2 separate regions of the Homo sapiens genome follow, and region 2 is linked to region 1. The links are chromatin loops, found by intact Hi-C in ENCODE. Cell type or tissue: PC-3. All regions are shown on one strand.

The links. Peaks named below come from ENCODE experiments on the same cell type or tissue, not always from the same donor. Only the 100,000 strongest peaks of a DNase experiment are listed, where the experiment ranks them.
Region 2: it touches region 1 in a loop (11-fold over the local background); 1 of 110 quality-filtered maps calls a loop at or near these places.

Annotation. Positions count from the first base shown.
Region 1 is chr6:101,662,780-101,670,779 of GRCh38, reverse strand. All of the region lies in intron 4 of GRIK2 (glutamate ionotropic receptor kainate type subunit 2), which reads right to left. Among named protein-coding and RNA genes, the nearest start is that of GRIK2, 270 kb to the right of the region's middle. In PC-3, no CTCF peak of the experiment used is centred here; a DNase peak (open chromatin) is centred at 4,319; H3K4me3 peaks cover 321 bases; H3K27ac peaks cover 1,038 bases.
Region 2 is chr6:101,737,820-101,745,819 of GRCh38, reverse strand. The region is part of intron 7 of GRIK2 (glutamate ionotropic receptor kainate type subunit 2); the gene reads right to left. Among named protein-coding and RNA genes, the nearest start is that of GRIK2, 350 kb to the right of the region's middle. RefSeq lists an enhancer at 3,957-4,492. In PC-3, no CTCF peak of the experiment used is centred here; no DNase peak of the experiment used is centred here.

The sequences.
Region 1 (8,000 bases):
ACATGGGAAAATATTGTATTAAAAATGTACTAGCTACTATCTCTATTTTTGGATGATATTTTGACACTGATTTAGATAGAAAACCTAACATTAGAATTAAAAAACATTAAGAAATTAACTCATTGCCAAAGGAAAGGCGTTATATAGTTACATATTAGCTCATAAGTTTTGAATTGAAAAAGCTCAGCTGACCCCAAAATAGAAATTTTCTGAAAATAATGTCCACAAATAGTTTTTGTAGAGTTCATCCTAAGGATAAACACTGCCAAGTATTTTCAAGTCTCTTAAGAGCTCATGTTGATAGTCCATTGAGCCATCAGGTACAATAAATGTTTACTTATTCTCTTCACACTCATACATCTCTGCTGGCATTAATGTAACAGATTTCAGTTTGCCAGTTTCCCTGGGGAATAACATTGAAGAGTGAAAAAAAGATAAAAACCTCACTACTAGTAGGACCTGCCGTCTCCTACTTAAAAATTTGAGTAAAATGTTATCTTCATTCATTCATTCCACATATATTTTTTGCACATCCACTATGTGTAAGACACTGATCCTAGATAAATATAATGACTGGAATAATATTACTTATTCAGTCTTCAACTGCATGAGATACAGTTTGACTCTGGCATTTTTTTTAAGTACAAAAGCAGTTTCTATAATGCTTTTCACATTCAATGTTTTAAAAAAAATGGCTTACTATTTCAATCAGACAGAAACAGTCTAGAGAACAGTTTAAATACAGAATGCAGAATCATTATTTTTAAATTCTCACTTTCCATCAACTCCTGCACCAGGAGTTGCTTAGAATCTTCTCTTAGCTTCTAAGCCTCTCTTGTTCTGTCCCATGATATTATTTCTCATATTTCCATATTTATTTTCATTCTTAATCCTTTGCTTTCCTTATTCCCTGACATTTAGATACAAGTCTCTGAATTCCATTATTTAGCACACTCTAGAAAAATGGAAGATGGTTGACAAAAAGAAAGATGCATTCAAGACATCCAAAAAATAGATGTTTATCCACCCATTTTATGTGAAATACACAAAGGCATTCCTGTAGTATAACTTATGTGGATGAAGGTTTTTATCCAAAGAAGTATGGACTTAAGTAGCAGCAATGTTTTTAAATTACATTATTGGCTATATATTTATTTCTGTGGGTCTATATCCATCTTTTCACCAGCCATGTCTTCTCTTTGCAACTCATCATGTTCTAAAAATGCCAATTGCAGAAAAGATTACCCTAATCAGACATATCACACACAAGCAAATATGCATACTTGGTAAAATGAGAGGTTTTTCTCTTTTAGGAAAAAATAAGTCTCTCAAAATAATTGAGATGGTTTATATGTCTTCCTATCCTACAGTCCATTGGTCAAAATGAAGAAATCAATGGACGCTTTGATTTGATGAAATAAAAAGGCAAAATTAATTTTGCTGAAAATGTGGTTAATATAAATAATTTACAAACAAACATTTTCAGAATTATTCTTTACTAACAAATTTGGTGCCTATTTAAATTGTTAAATTATTTAATGACAGAGTAGAATTATAACTCCTTAAAACAGCCTTTTAATTAAAGTGTCCCCTTCTTCCCTAATGTAATTAATTGATGTAATGATAGTAAAAAACAAACAATCTGCACAGATGGGCTCCACAAAACCTTCTAACAAAAAAGGGTACCACATTGCAATTATCCTTATATTTTGGTAGATGAGTAACATTCTATTACCTCTAATTCCTTCACTAAGAGTACAGTACTGTTATTTTTTTTTAACCTTTTTCTACTTTTACTTATTTCAGTAGTAGCTGAAATCAAGGTTTGTCTTTATCTTACAGGGACAGAGGGCTGAGCTGCTCTTTTAAGAGACTGTCATCAATTTAGCTTTTAAGGAGAATCCAGGAGGAGACATTTATGCACACTGCAGCTGGCACTCTCTTCTAAAGAGATTAATCACACCACTTCTACGGCAGGCCTCGACTACCCTATCCCCAGGAAGGGAGTCCCAGGTTTCCTCCCATACCCAGGTATCCATTTTGGCAGCTACACAAACTAGTGATTTGCCACCTGGCTTAATCATCAGGCCTATTTATCATTTCAGTCAGTCTTTATGCAAGCTCAGACTCAACCCAAAATGCATTGTATTATAAGCTACACAAAAATGATTCATCTATATTCCATGTTTCATCATCATCTTTTTTTTTTCAGTTGAGAAAAGATAATAATTTATTCAGAAGCCAAAGTATGGCCTTTCAAAGAATTAATTTTATTAGAATGTATGTGGGCTACAGAAATGTTTTAAAGCTAACTAAATAGTGCATATGTACCAGCTATGGATTTTGTAATGTGTGGCAATGCTGTAAAAATAGAGAAGAGAGCTAACTATAATGAGAAAATTTAAAATGGTTTGACACAAGTAGTAGATTGGCACTGAAACAAAATCCAATCTCCAATTTTTTATCAGCCATTCTCTCCTTCTGGAGGTGGGTGGTGATGCGGATTTTTTCTGTACAGAGAACATTGAAAACAGAGATAATTGGGGCTTAGAGAAATAAGAGAGAAGAGAAAAGGAAATGAAAGGAAATCTTCAAAGAGTTTTTCACCTTCTCAGAGGAGGAAAAGAAAGCTATACAAAATAGAATTGGAGGGCTAGTCTCCTTGGGACATACTCAAGTCTGAATGCTAATTTTACAGAGATATTGCCTTCTTTCTTTGAAATTTTCTTTATTTTAAAATTATGATATAACCTAGTAAATTGAAGACCCAGAACATGTTAAAACATTTTAGCTTGATACATTATAAACCAAGTGGCAAATGAGTTTTAACTTGCATGTCAGGGATAATTGATTATTTGTAGCTAAATGAAGCACTGTGCCAAGAATCTTTCTGAGTCCAGTTCTGTGTCTAGGGGCATGTTTCAATACGGGATCTGACCCAGGTGGTGGGATAGGCATGGTGGGATTATATAATGGTTATCCCCATATTAAAATCTCTTGATTATTTTTAATGATATTAAATCATATCCATTATATTGTTTTATTAATGGCAAAGCCCTTCCACGCTTTGTAACAAAAATCATAATAATAATACAGTATAGATGATACATTCTAGGCACTATGTTCTCTTCGAAGCCAGGACACACTTGATAACCTTGAACCATGATACATTCAAATAAATAGAATTCCAGCAGGAATTCAGACCTTTACAATCCCATGAAAACATTTTAAAAGTGTACAAATTTATAGTCAGTTGCAACTAAAATCCTGTATTTTTTTCTCTTCTCAAACACACCCAAATCCTGAAAACACACTTTGACACTTAATACATGTACATGTGTATGTGTGTACACACTTAGAATCATACACATACATACTTCCTTTGCTTCTGTTTTCCTGGAAGTCTAGTTTACCTCTTCCCTAACTTCCTTCCACAGGAGAATTCGGCCATTATGTTTTTGTTTTTTCTACTCCACTCCCATTTGTAAACTTCCATACCAGAAATGCTCACAACCCTGATCTAGCAAAGCAGAAGCCTCTCAGGAAAGCCTAAGTGGGAGAGTCACTAACTAGACACCCTTTTGTAGGTAAGTCATGGAGAGCGGCTGAAACCCACAGGATGATCTTATATGTGGCATAACAATGTCAAATTTTAGAATCATATAAGTGGCATGGCAGCCCGTGGCAGGCAGATTCAGGCTGAATCCCAGGTCATTAACTCTCTCCTGAACAAATATAGACAAAGGTATTTAAATGTTTTAAACTTTAGTTTTCTCCCTTATAAGCATTTGATAATAATAATTATTACCATATAGGAAAAATCAAATGAACAAATCACTTAGCACTGTGCTTGGCACATGTTAACCCTTTTCATTGGTTCTGTTAACTGCTTTTCCTTTGGATCCCAGGATGGTATATATGTGTCTCAACAGGCCCTACTTGATCTCAAAATCTTGCCTGCAGTCCTGTAAGGGGTATCTTTATCAAAATGTTTTCATTAAAACCATCTAAGTGAATTTTACTTTCTGCTAGGACTCTAATACACTGTCTGTACGCTGGCATATCTCTTACCAGTCCACTTTCTCAAACTCTAGACTTTTAAATTCACTTTTCTATTTGGCATCTGTGTAATAAAGAATTAATTTTACCTAAAGAGAGATCCGGCCTTTGCCATTAGCTCCTGGGAGACACTCTCTAAGCCTTTGCCATGTCCTATCTAACAAGAGTGCTTTTGTTTATTTGGGCACCTTGGGCTAACAATGTGATTAGTCAAACAATGTGATTCATGGTAGAGGCTTTGAGCTATGTGGCATCAGCTCAAGTTCTGGAGGGGTTGGAGACTACAGGTCAGCCAAGTGGGTGGCCAGTCATGTCTACATGATTAAACCCTAATAAACACTTAAGACATTCAAGCTCTAGTGAGCTTGCCTAGTTGGCAATACTACATGCACATTGTTACAGGTCATTGCCTGAAGAAGTGAGCACTGTCCACAAATCCACTGGGAAAGAACAACTGAAAAGTCTGGGCACGGACCTCTCCTGGACTCTTCCCTATGCACTCCTTCCGTTGGCCAATTTTAACCTACATTGTTTTGCTGCTATAAATTGTATCCATGAGTATAACAGCTTTCAGTCCACTCTGTGACTCATTCTAGCAAATTATCAAACTTGAGAGTAATCTTTGGGACCCCTGAAATTGCAACTGGTGTCAGAAGTGAAGGTGGCCTTGGAGGCCCTTGAACTTTTCAGCTGGTGTTAAAGTGAGGGTGGCCTTCAGGGTGCCTAAATAATGCTACGTCTCTATTTTGATGATTAATAGATACTACAAACAGTATTCCCAAACTAGTTCTCCATCTCTGTACCCTCCAAAGCTGCTCCTCCCTCAATCATCTCTAAGTAGGATAACAGCAACTCACCTTTCCAGTTACTCAAATAAAAAATAGAGGTGTCACCTTTGATGGCATTCTTTCTGGCACAACCCATATCCAACATTTTAGAAAATCCCATCAGATCTACCTTCAAAAATACCTAGAAAATGACCAACTCTTACCTCTTCTAACATACTGGACTAAACTAACATAGTCTCTCAAATGGATTCTAACAAAAGCCTCCTAACTAGTATTGCTCCTATATATTTGTATATCCAACAGCAATTCATAACCTTTAAGGTTTATTTTTAAAATATAGAGAACTTAGTGACAGAAAGGTGGGAATAAAGAAGGCAGGAACTTGCCAAGGATGTTTTGATGCAGTATTAAACACATGAAATCACCTAGGTGAAACCATATTCAGTGTCTACTAGAATATAAAATTTTAGATTTGACTCAATATACAATGAACTCCAAAGCAGACATACACTATGACAGTGGCTGTGCTTCTCTTGGCCAGGTGGAGGGAGTTACTGTGATTCCAAACAACCAGTCTTTTCATAGAAAATTGTATAGTAAACAGCATGGAGAACAGAATGCAGTCCTACTAGGTGGTGTCTTAGATATAACCAGAAGTTTCAGGTTCTGGATGGGGGAAGCAGTAGGGTTAAGGAAAATGAAGTGGACAGAGAGTGCCAGAACTCCCATCATATGATTGAGGCTGGGCCCAATATGCAAGACTAGCCCTATAACAATGCCAAGGAGCACCTACCTGGTCATAGCCAGGGCTAAACTGAGGTGTTATATGGAGTGTATCTGTGATTCCAGCAGAGAAATGTTAAGGAAGGCAAGGGCTAAGATATTTAGCTGTGTCCCCACGCAAATCTCATCCAGAATTGTAGCTTTCCTGATCTCCACATGCCATGCGAGGGGCCCAGTGGGAGGTAATTGAATCATGGGGGTGGGTTTTTCTATACTGTTCTCATGTTAGTAAGTCTCACAAGAACTGATTTTTTGTTGTTGTTTTTTATAAAAGGGCTGTTCCCTTGAGCATCCTCTCTTGCCTGCCACCATGTAAGATGTGCCTTTGCTCCTCCTTAACCTTCTACCATGATTGTGAGGCCTCCCCAGTCATCTGTGAGTCCATTAAACCTCTTTCTCTTTAGAAATGGCCCAGTCTTGGGTATGTCTTTATTAGCAGTGTGGGAACAGACTAATACAGGCTGCCAGCCTGATTATGACTTATAAAGTCAATATGCTGTTTCTGTTTCTGCTTTCACTGATATGAAAAAAAGCAATTATGCCATTATCAAAAAGTAAGCAGTGCTTTTGGCCATGCCAAGGCTAAAACCTTTTGGCTTCTAACACTTTAGGGTCTAAGCTCAGTATATGCTAATTTCAATTTTCTCTTCAGAATATTTCAGTTTGTGAGAAGCCAGTAAAATTAATGTTGCATTTTAATTCTATCTCTTTGCTTATTGCTATTAAAATTTGCTTGCATCTCAATCGTGAGAGAAATAAGCACATTAGCGACTGATATAAGAGCTGTGCTTGCTGGAGCACCAGTCATGGACAGTGGCTTAGTTCTTTGCTGACCAAAGCCTAGACCCATCCTATTATCTATTTCTTTTTTGTCCTGTTTGTACAGCTGCTGCACATGGGCTTATATTTGGTATAATGAGATGGGGCAGATAAAAAGTTGGACAGTTTAGTGAAAAAGCAGTTGTATTTGTCAGGACTATCTTGGTAATATGTGCAGGCCCAATTCACACTACACTGAGCAAAAAGGTAACTCATTGTCTCCCATAACTGAGAATAAACTCCAGGCATGGTTGAAACAAGGAATTCTTTGTTTCTCTGTTCTCTTTTCCTCTGTTACCTTAATTACTCCTTCCCTTTTTCCCATTTTATAACACAGATGACAATCAGAATTTCACACTCATAAAAAGATATTTTCCTCAAAAGTTCTGTCAGTATCCTAGGAAGGCCTCTGTCCCAGACTGGTGTGATTTGGTGGGAGTAGAGAGTTGCAGTTAGGTTAGATGCCTACCGAATGGCATCAGTGGGTGACTGAAGCAGCCTCGCCTGAACTACATGGACTGCGAAGATTCCCTCAAAGGGATTCTGGGCACACAGACACCTACACAAACACAACCCAGAAATGCATCACAGCAATGTTTTAGAAACTCTTTAACAGGATTATTGTAACTTTGGTCTGTGTGCAGAATTTGGTAATATTTTGATTTAATGGTTGTTTATAATCAGTCACTCTTATTTTTCACCAAACGGGCATCTTTTTAAAAGAAGACACAGAGGTAGTTGCTTAATAATTAAACAAAGACAACAAGCATAATCCAGAAGCATCCTGTATATTTCTTCTCCTGTATATTTCTTCTCCTACTTCACCATACTTCATCATCTGCTATCCTGGCGGTGTGACTGACTCACCCTCAGTGGGACCAACACACTTCATTGTTCAATTCTGATGGCCACTTCACAGGCACTTTTGTCTCCTGACAACCTGTTCAGATGTACGCCTGTCTTACTGTCGCTCTCACTGCCCTCTCAGCTTGTGATAACCCAACTTCAGCTCTCCAGACAGCGGCTGATTAGGTAGCCTGCTGTTCTTTAATCCCCACTTGTGCTCAAGTCAATGCAGTTATGAACGGCAAATGATCCTTCACAGCTCTTATTCTGGCTATGTCCCAGGATGCTGCTGTTATTGGTTTTATACTGGCACTTAATACATCAAATATGATTTAACGTTGACATTGATGAAAGAGCTTATGATGTTTTATGTTGCTGGGCTCATGACTAACAATTATCAGAACTTTTATGTCCTGGTGGGAATGCCAAGTAGAACGTAACTCTTTAGAATCTCAGGTTTTATTTTATCTTCTTGTCCCAGAAATAATATCATCAACCCCAAAGTCTTTAGTAGTTGTGCTTATTGAACATACATGTTATCTTATGAATGATTAAAAGATGTAAATGTATCAGGAATACATGACAGCACATATTGTGTATTTTGAATTGAGAATACAGAAGTGAAATTAAAAAATATAAATGGTATATGTTCACCACCTGTGAGATTATAGGGTGGTGGTGGTGAGACAGATATGCAAATCATTT
Region 2 (8,000 bases), 75 kb before region 1:
AAAATGGAGTTATTTAAAAATTGAAGTGTTACAATATTAAATGATCCTGATGAGGAGAGAAACTGGGAAACATCTAAAAATATAGCTGCAGGGAGAGCACCCTGAAGAGCTAAGGTGTTAAAAGAACACTGACAACAGAAAAAGAAAAAATAAACATGGCTAATTTTTTTTCTTAGTTTTAATTTTGTAATGGGCATGAAATTTTGAGACTAGTTGAAAGAAAACTAAATTTTATACTGTGATTTCATATTGCCCATCTATTATTCATACATAAAACGTTTCTCAAAAAATATATATAAAATATTTCTCAATCCATCTCAACGAGAATACCAAAAAGCCTTTATAATATGTATAACTTGGCCAGGTGCTTTTTAAGCAATACATGACTGTATTGGTAATCATCAATAGAATGCCAGGCCCATCATGCTCAGCTGTTTTCTATGAGGGTCTGATCAAAAGTCCAGCCCATGTAACTGATTCTTCATAGAGTACTCAATGTGATGTGAAGGTTATTCATTCTGATATATTCCCTAAAGTGTATAAATCCAAAATTTTGATCTCCAAATCTAGATCAGGTTTATATTTCGCTACCAATAGTTATCCTTTCACTGAATAACAAGTTGATATACCTTCAGCTTTTTATCAAAAATTGAAAAAAACTAAATTACTCCATGAAGAATGTTAAGATCATGTTGTTTATTAATCCTTATGTTAGCATTCATTTAATAAATTTTTTACAACATGAAAAAATATCTTTTCAAATGGACAAATATAATAAATAATTTCCCTTTAGTTATGGGAATTGCCTAAAATACTTTGCTTGCTTTTTGCCTTACCTACAAGGAAGCTTAGAATTAAACAGTGCTCACAATTTGCAGTTGCAAACATATGGAACCAGCCCATATGCCCATCAATCAACAAATGGATTAAGAAACTGTGGGCCAGGTGCAGTGGCTCTTGCCTGTAATCCCAGCACTTTGGGAGGCCAAGGTGGGCGGATTACCTGAGGTCAGGAGTTCGAGACCATCCTGACCAACATAGAGAAACCCCATCTCTACTAAAAATACAAAAAAATTAGCCAGGCATAGTGGTGTGTGCCTGTAATCTCAGCTACTCGGGAGGCTGAGGCAGAAGAATCGCTTGAACCCAGGAGGCAGAGGTTGCAGTGAGCTGAGATCGTGCCATTGCACTCCAGCCTGGGCAACAAGAGTGAAACTCCATCTTAAAAAAAAAAAAAAAGAAAAAGAAAAAGAAATTGTGATATATATATATATATATATATATATATATATATATGCGCGCACGCACACACACACACACACACACACCATGGAATACTACTCAGCCATAATAAAGAATGAAATAATGGCATTCATAGCAACCTGGATGGAATCGTGGAATTGGAGACCATTATTTTAAGTGAAGTAACTCAGAAATGGAAAACCAAACATCGTATATTCTCACTAATATGTGAGAGCTAAGCTATGAAGAGCCAAAGGCATAAGAATGACACATTGGACTTTGGAGACTCAGAGGAAAGGATAGCGGTTGGCAAGGGATAAAAGACTACATATTGCTGGCTGGGCACGACGGCTCATGTCTGTAATCCCAGAACTTTGGGAGGCCGAGGCGGGCGGATCATGAGGTCAGGAGATCGAGAACATCCTGGCCAACATGTTGAAACCCCGTCTCTACTAAAAACACAAAAAATTAGCCGGGCGTGGTGGCGGGCGCCTATAGTCCCAGCTACTCAGGAGGCTGAAGCAGGAGAATGGTGTGAACCTGGGAGGTGGAGCTTTCAGTGAGCCGAGATCATGCCACTGCACTCCAGCCTGGGCAACAGAGTGAGACTCCATCTCAAAATAAAAAAAGACTACATATTGCTACAGTGTACACTTCTCAGGTAATGGATGCACCAAAATCTCAGAAATCACCACTAAAGAACTTGTTCATTTAACTAAATACCACCTGTTCCCAAAAAACCTATTAACGTTTTTTAAAAATTAATAATACTCATATTAAGCAAATATAATGGCTACCTAACACTTGCTTTAAGTATCTGAAATTTTTAATTATTTTTAAAGTAAGAAAAAATATGGAAGTGATAGGACATACTACATAGGGCACTTGTTATCATGAATGAAATTGAGGGTTGATGTTATTTTTAAAGACCAGAAGGAGAATACAAGACCACACAACTCCATTTTGATTACTTTCTCTGTGGTAAGGAGAACAAGGTGTAGATAAAAGACTATGGAAAAAACTATGGAAGGAAGCCTCTAAAGGCCAAGATAAAGAAGCATTAGGAAGACAGCTATTAGCTGGTCTAAATAAGTTTCCATATAGAAGTGAATTGCATCCCAACGTGTTAAGAAATTTTTCATATAAGATGGATTAAACCCTGCTTAAAACAAGGGCTGACCTGATTAGGCCCACCAAACTTAACCCATCTGGCTTGCTTTTAGCTGCTTGCTTCTAGTTGATTTTAAAACTTATATAGCTAAAAGTCACATAGCTAAGCGATATAAACTAAACTTTTCCTAACTTTCTTATAACATCGCTGAGGTGTAGGTCACCATGGTAACGATTGTTTAAGTTGTTTTTCAGGAACTTGGTCAGCTCTTGTCCAATGCAAGCTGGTTGAAACCACTAACCCTCCAGTTGGGCTGGTGTAAATGTCCAATAGGTGACCTTTTGTTGTCCAGGGACTAAAAACTCCACCCTAAAATCATGCTAACAAATACCATTTTGTAAACATGATTCCCGTAAAGAGCCACGAAGCTTGACTATGCTCGTATAGATCGCCAGTTACCTCACTTTTCCTTAATCTCTCTAAACCAAAAATAAAATTCTAATCTCCCCCTGTCAACCATGTGAATGGACTTCGTCCTCAGCCAGGGCTCTTAAAATTTAACCTGAGAGACGGTTTTAGGCCATGATGGGAAGTGGGGGGTCTAGCATGCCTCATTATACCTCTCCGGCATTAACATCAACACAGACTTTAAGTATGATAAAAAACATTTTACAGCCTATTCTCTTTGAAACCTGCTAGCTAAAAGCTTCATCTGCATGGTAAAACTTTGGTCTCTACAACCACTTATCTTAACCCAGATATTCATTTCTATTGATCCCAGGTCTTTAGACAAACTCAGCCAATTGTCAACTAAAAAATGTTTCAATTTATCTATAGCCTGGAAGCCCTTGCCTCAAATTGTCCCGCCTTTCTGGACCAAACCAATGCATTTCTTAAATGTATTTGATTAATGTCTCATGCCTCCTTAAAATGTATAAAACCAAGCTGCACCCCGACCACCTTGAGGACGTGTTCTCAGGACCTCTTAAGGGCTGTGTCATGGGCCACAGTCACTCATATTTGGCTCAGAGTAAATCTCTGCAAATATTTTACAGAGTCTGACTCTTTTTGTTGACACCTCAATCATCTTACCCCACACCTTAGTCCACCCTGATTCTTTATCCCACAAATATCCCTAAACCACATCTTCAGGAGGCAGATTTGAGACCTGTCCTCTCACCTCCTCACCTGGCTGCCTCATGAATAAACTCTTTCTCTGCTGCAAACTTGTCACCTTAGTGATTGGCATACTGCGTAACAGGCACACCAGGCCTGGTTCACTGTCACTGCTAGGAAGCTAAAAACTATTAAAAAGATATACATTTGCTTTTTCCAAAAATAGAAAAAAGTATATTCTGATAATCTTCTTAAGCAGAATTGTATGATAGCTTATTAACCTCAGTAGAAGTCTAAAGAGAGGCTGTTACCACTAGGGCATATTAAGAACAGTGTGGTATAACAGAGTGTTGACCTTGGAGTCAGGTAAACCTGGGCATACTCCCAGCTTTGCTATTTATTAGCTGTTAACTTTGGACACATTACTTGGCCCTGGTAAATAAAACTGGGACATAATGAGCACTCAGTAATGCCATGCTTAAATTATTTGCTTTTTTGGTGTAGTTGTGTGTCATTTTCTCATTTTAAGAGTTATCACATGTAAAGAGATCACGGTTTAGCATAAAGATTATTTTCAAGTGAAAACATTTGAGCTACAGAAAATGAAAAAGAAATCTTATCTGAACATCCCTTATCTGATTAAAGCAGAATGTCCTGAAAATATAGCTCCCATTAACTCCCCTGCAAGGAATTTCCTGTGAATTCAGCTGCCATGGAGACAGGCTTCCTATTCTCATTAGCATCAAAAAGCCCAATAAACTTTCCATACGTTTCCACTGATGCCCTTTTAAAAAAATACATTTTGTTAAAATGGTATATAAAATGTTAATTTTGAGGATTCAGTGAGTTACTCATCACTGAGTACTCCTGAGGGTTTGCAATGTACATATACATAAACACTGTCTTTTATTCTGCTAATCTATCTATCGTCAGTTAACTCTCAGGACCCCAACCATTTGAACCTAAGATCATAGAGGAAAAGTTTCTTCCTAACAGATGAATTCTGCAGACAAGTGTATCTGGATTTCAACAGAGAACTTAAGAAAACTCTAGTAATAGTTGGTCTATTTGAGTGGATTCCTTATTATTGAATATTTGGTAGTTCTTGACCCTATTTCCCATTAGAATCATTTGGTGAATTATTTAAAATTCCAACACTTAGGCCATACCTCAGTCCAAATTATACAGTCAAGGTTGACAACCAGTGTCCTCAGGGAAATTTCCTAGTTGCATACTTGCATGCTTGTGGCTTTCCCTGACCTTGTCCTCCTCAAAGTAGTGGTTGTATTTTATTTGTTTATTGTTTCTGTTTTTTACCTTGAGTGAGAAGCATAAAAGCCAATTAAATTTGCAGATGTCAGGCTGATATAGATTGGATAATTGTCCCCTCAAAAATCTCATGGTGAAATGTGATCCCTAATGTTGGAGTGGGATCTAGTGGGAGGTGTTTGGGTCAGTGGGCAGAACCCTCATGAATGGCTTCGTGCTTTACCCATGCTAATGAGTAAGTTCTTGCTCTATTAGTTAACAGGAGAGCTAGAGGTTAAAAAGAACCTGGCACCACCCCCTCTTGCTTCCTTTCTTGCCAGCCGGCTCCCCTTCCTTTTCTGCCATGATTGAAAGTTTCCAGAGGTCCTCACAAGAAGCAGAGGCTGGCTGGAGCCAAGCTTCTTGTACAGCCTGCAGAACTGTGAACCAAAGAAGCCTCTTTTCTTTATAAATTACCTAGCCTAAGGTATTCCTTTATAAAAACACAAAACAGACTAATACGTATGTTTAAACATGGGGTCAAACCTAACAAAGAAAAACAAGAGCAAAAGTTACGTTCTGAACATAGCTTAAAAATAAAGTGAAAATAACCACTACACAAATGTAGAATGCAGTTGTGGACTTAAAAGCATTAGTTCTCCTCTCCCCCTTTTCCTTTTAAAAATTGCTGTTATTGGGTATAAATAATAATGAACATTTCTGTTTTTCATCTGCCATGCACTGTTAACAACCTTCCTATATGTTACTTCAATTAGTCCTCACAACAACCTCAGGAACAGGAAATACAATGCTATTTTATAGCCAAAGAACCACTCAGAAACATGGAGTATTTGGGAAGGATAAGCCAGTGCAGAGAGCAGGGATTTAACACCAGATCCGGCCAGCTGAGCCAGTGTCCCACACTATACAGCCACAGCAGATTTGGACTGGGTTGGATCTGCCAAAAAGCTGCTGGGAATTTAGACTCCAACTTAACTTTGAGTCAAACATGAATTCTCAACTCAGGCAATCGCTTTCCCTTTCTCCACCATATCATTCCCAGAGAGCAAAGTTGATTCTGCGGAGGGCAGGGGATAAATCTGTGATGTTAGCATTTCATAGGTGAGCAACTACGAAAACAATGTCTATAAAGGCTCTTTGAGGGTGGGGGATGATCATGAAAAAAAAAATCCCTGCTCCAAAACCACAGATTTAACAGCCTCCTTATACTTTTCGGGTTAGGCCATGTCTTACAGAAAATTGTGTGAGGTTTGCAGTGAAACATGACACATACTGGCAAACTGGAGGGAGATTTACCAGGATAGCACAGGGGCCTGCAATTTTTAAGTAGGTTAGAGGAGAAGAAACATCAAGTGATGGAAACAGTCACAATTGTGGCTCCTCAACTTCAAGAATATCTGAGAAATATAAATCTTCCTTATAATTACCTAATTTTTTAAAGAAAAAATATAACATTTTAAAAGATTATCTTACATTTGCTATATCATTTCTTCATTAAAAACAATGAAATAAATTAAGAAGGTAGACTAGTCCTTATTTAAGAGAAGCTGCCCAGAGGTGAAGTACTTTGCCCAGGGTCCTTGAGCCAGTCAATAACAGAGCCTGAACGAGAACCCAAGTGTGCTACTCACCGTCCACTGCTCTTTCATTTATCACAGTGTCACAGCATTTCCCATTAAGAGTCCTCACAATTCTGAAACCCACAAAAATGGCAGACCAGCTATAAGATAGATTGAATAATGTAATAAACAAAAATTAATGGAAGAGTTTTAAATAAATATACCCTCCAATCACCCACTGAGGGCCTATGTGATTTATTGATGTTCGTGTTCTCCAGTGGCAGAAACAAGAGAGTAAAATCAATAGCATGCGATAGTCCATTTGAAGTTATTAATGTTCTATTCAGTTGAGAAACTTGACATATTCAAAAAAATCTTACTGTGACTGTGACATTTTGTAAATAGTCAAGAACCAGAAATAATTTAATCATGTAAGTAATACATCAGGCTCTTGCCTTAATTAGCAATTCCATAGACAGGTTTAGAGTGAATGATAGACATCTGTTAAAAGAGAAACAAGGCTTCTACATCTGTGCGCTATGCAGACTGCTGTCCTTGAGAAAGCTTTAGAACCCTTGCTCCTGCTGCCACTCTTACCACAGTCCCGTTTTCTATTTTACTTCACAGCACTTATCATCACTAATATTGTGTTATGTTATTTTTCTTTATTGTCTTTCTTCTCTCTCAAACTGTGGTTCTTTACACAGGGTGATTTTGCCACCCAAGAGACATTTATTTGGGCCCTATCAGCGTATATTAGGTAGAGAACAGGGATGTCACTAAACATCCAACATTACATAGGACAGTCCCCCACAGCAAAGAGTTATCTAGCCAAATTGTCAGTAGTGCCAAGGTTGAGAAACCCTGGTCAACAATGTCAGATTTGTGAAAATAGGGACTCTTGCTTAATATTTACCATATAAATGAATGAATGGATGAGTGAATGAATGAGACCAGTGTCTCAAAGGATAAAGTAGGAATGGGATAAAAAAAGCTGTGAAGATAGGGCAGGTGGGAACACTAGAACAATCCTCAGGGGAAAAATACAAAACTGCAATTTGCATATAGTATCTAAGTACAAAGTCTGAAAATAGGCAAAAGTTGACATTGTAATATCAACTACTTAAGAATTTTCTCCATGTAACTTTAAGCTGCTTCTGAAAAGAATTAAAGAGAGAGATTATTTTCAGGAGTATATATACATATATACATGTAGTTGACAATTACAATTACAATTGACAATTACAATTACAATTGACATTTGACAATTGTCAATTACAATTGACATTTGACAATTGTCAATTACAATTGACATTTGACAATTGTCAATTACAATTGACATTTGACAATTGTCAATTACAATTGACATTTAATGTGTCAATTGTATATTTTTTCCTATGTTAGGATAATTTCCTAATTATTCCTCACAATGGTTTAATACCAAGTTACATATTAGAAGAGTTTTGTCTGTTTCTCTTCACTAAGAAAAAAAAGAAGACATATGTCTCAATCTCTATCTTCTTAGGCCTGATATTTGTAAGTAGTCAATAATTCATTTGCCTCCAGAGCTCATTTAATTATTCTCATCCTAAATATCCTGTTGACATTGAAAATGTTTCCTGATTTTAATCAATTCTGACATGAATTGATTTTTGTTCAACCTTTTCTTTCACAATGCACCATTCTCTTTCACATCTACAGCC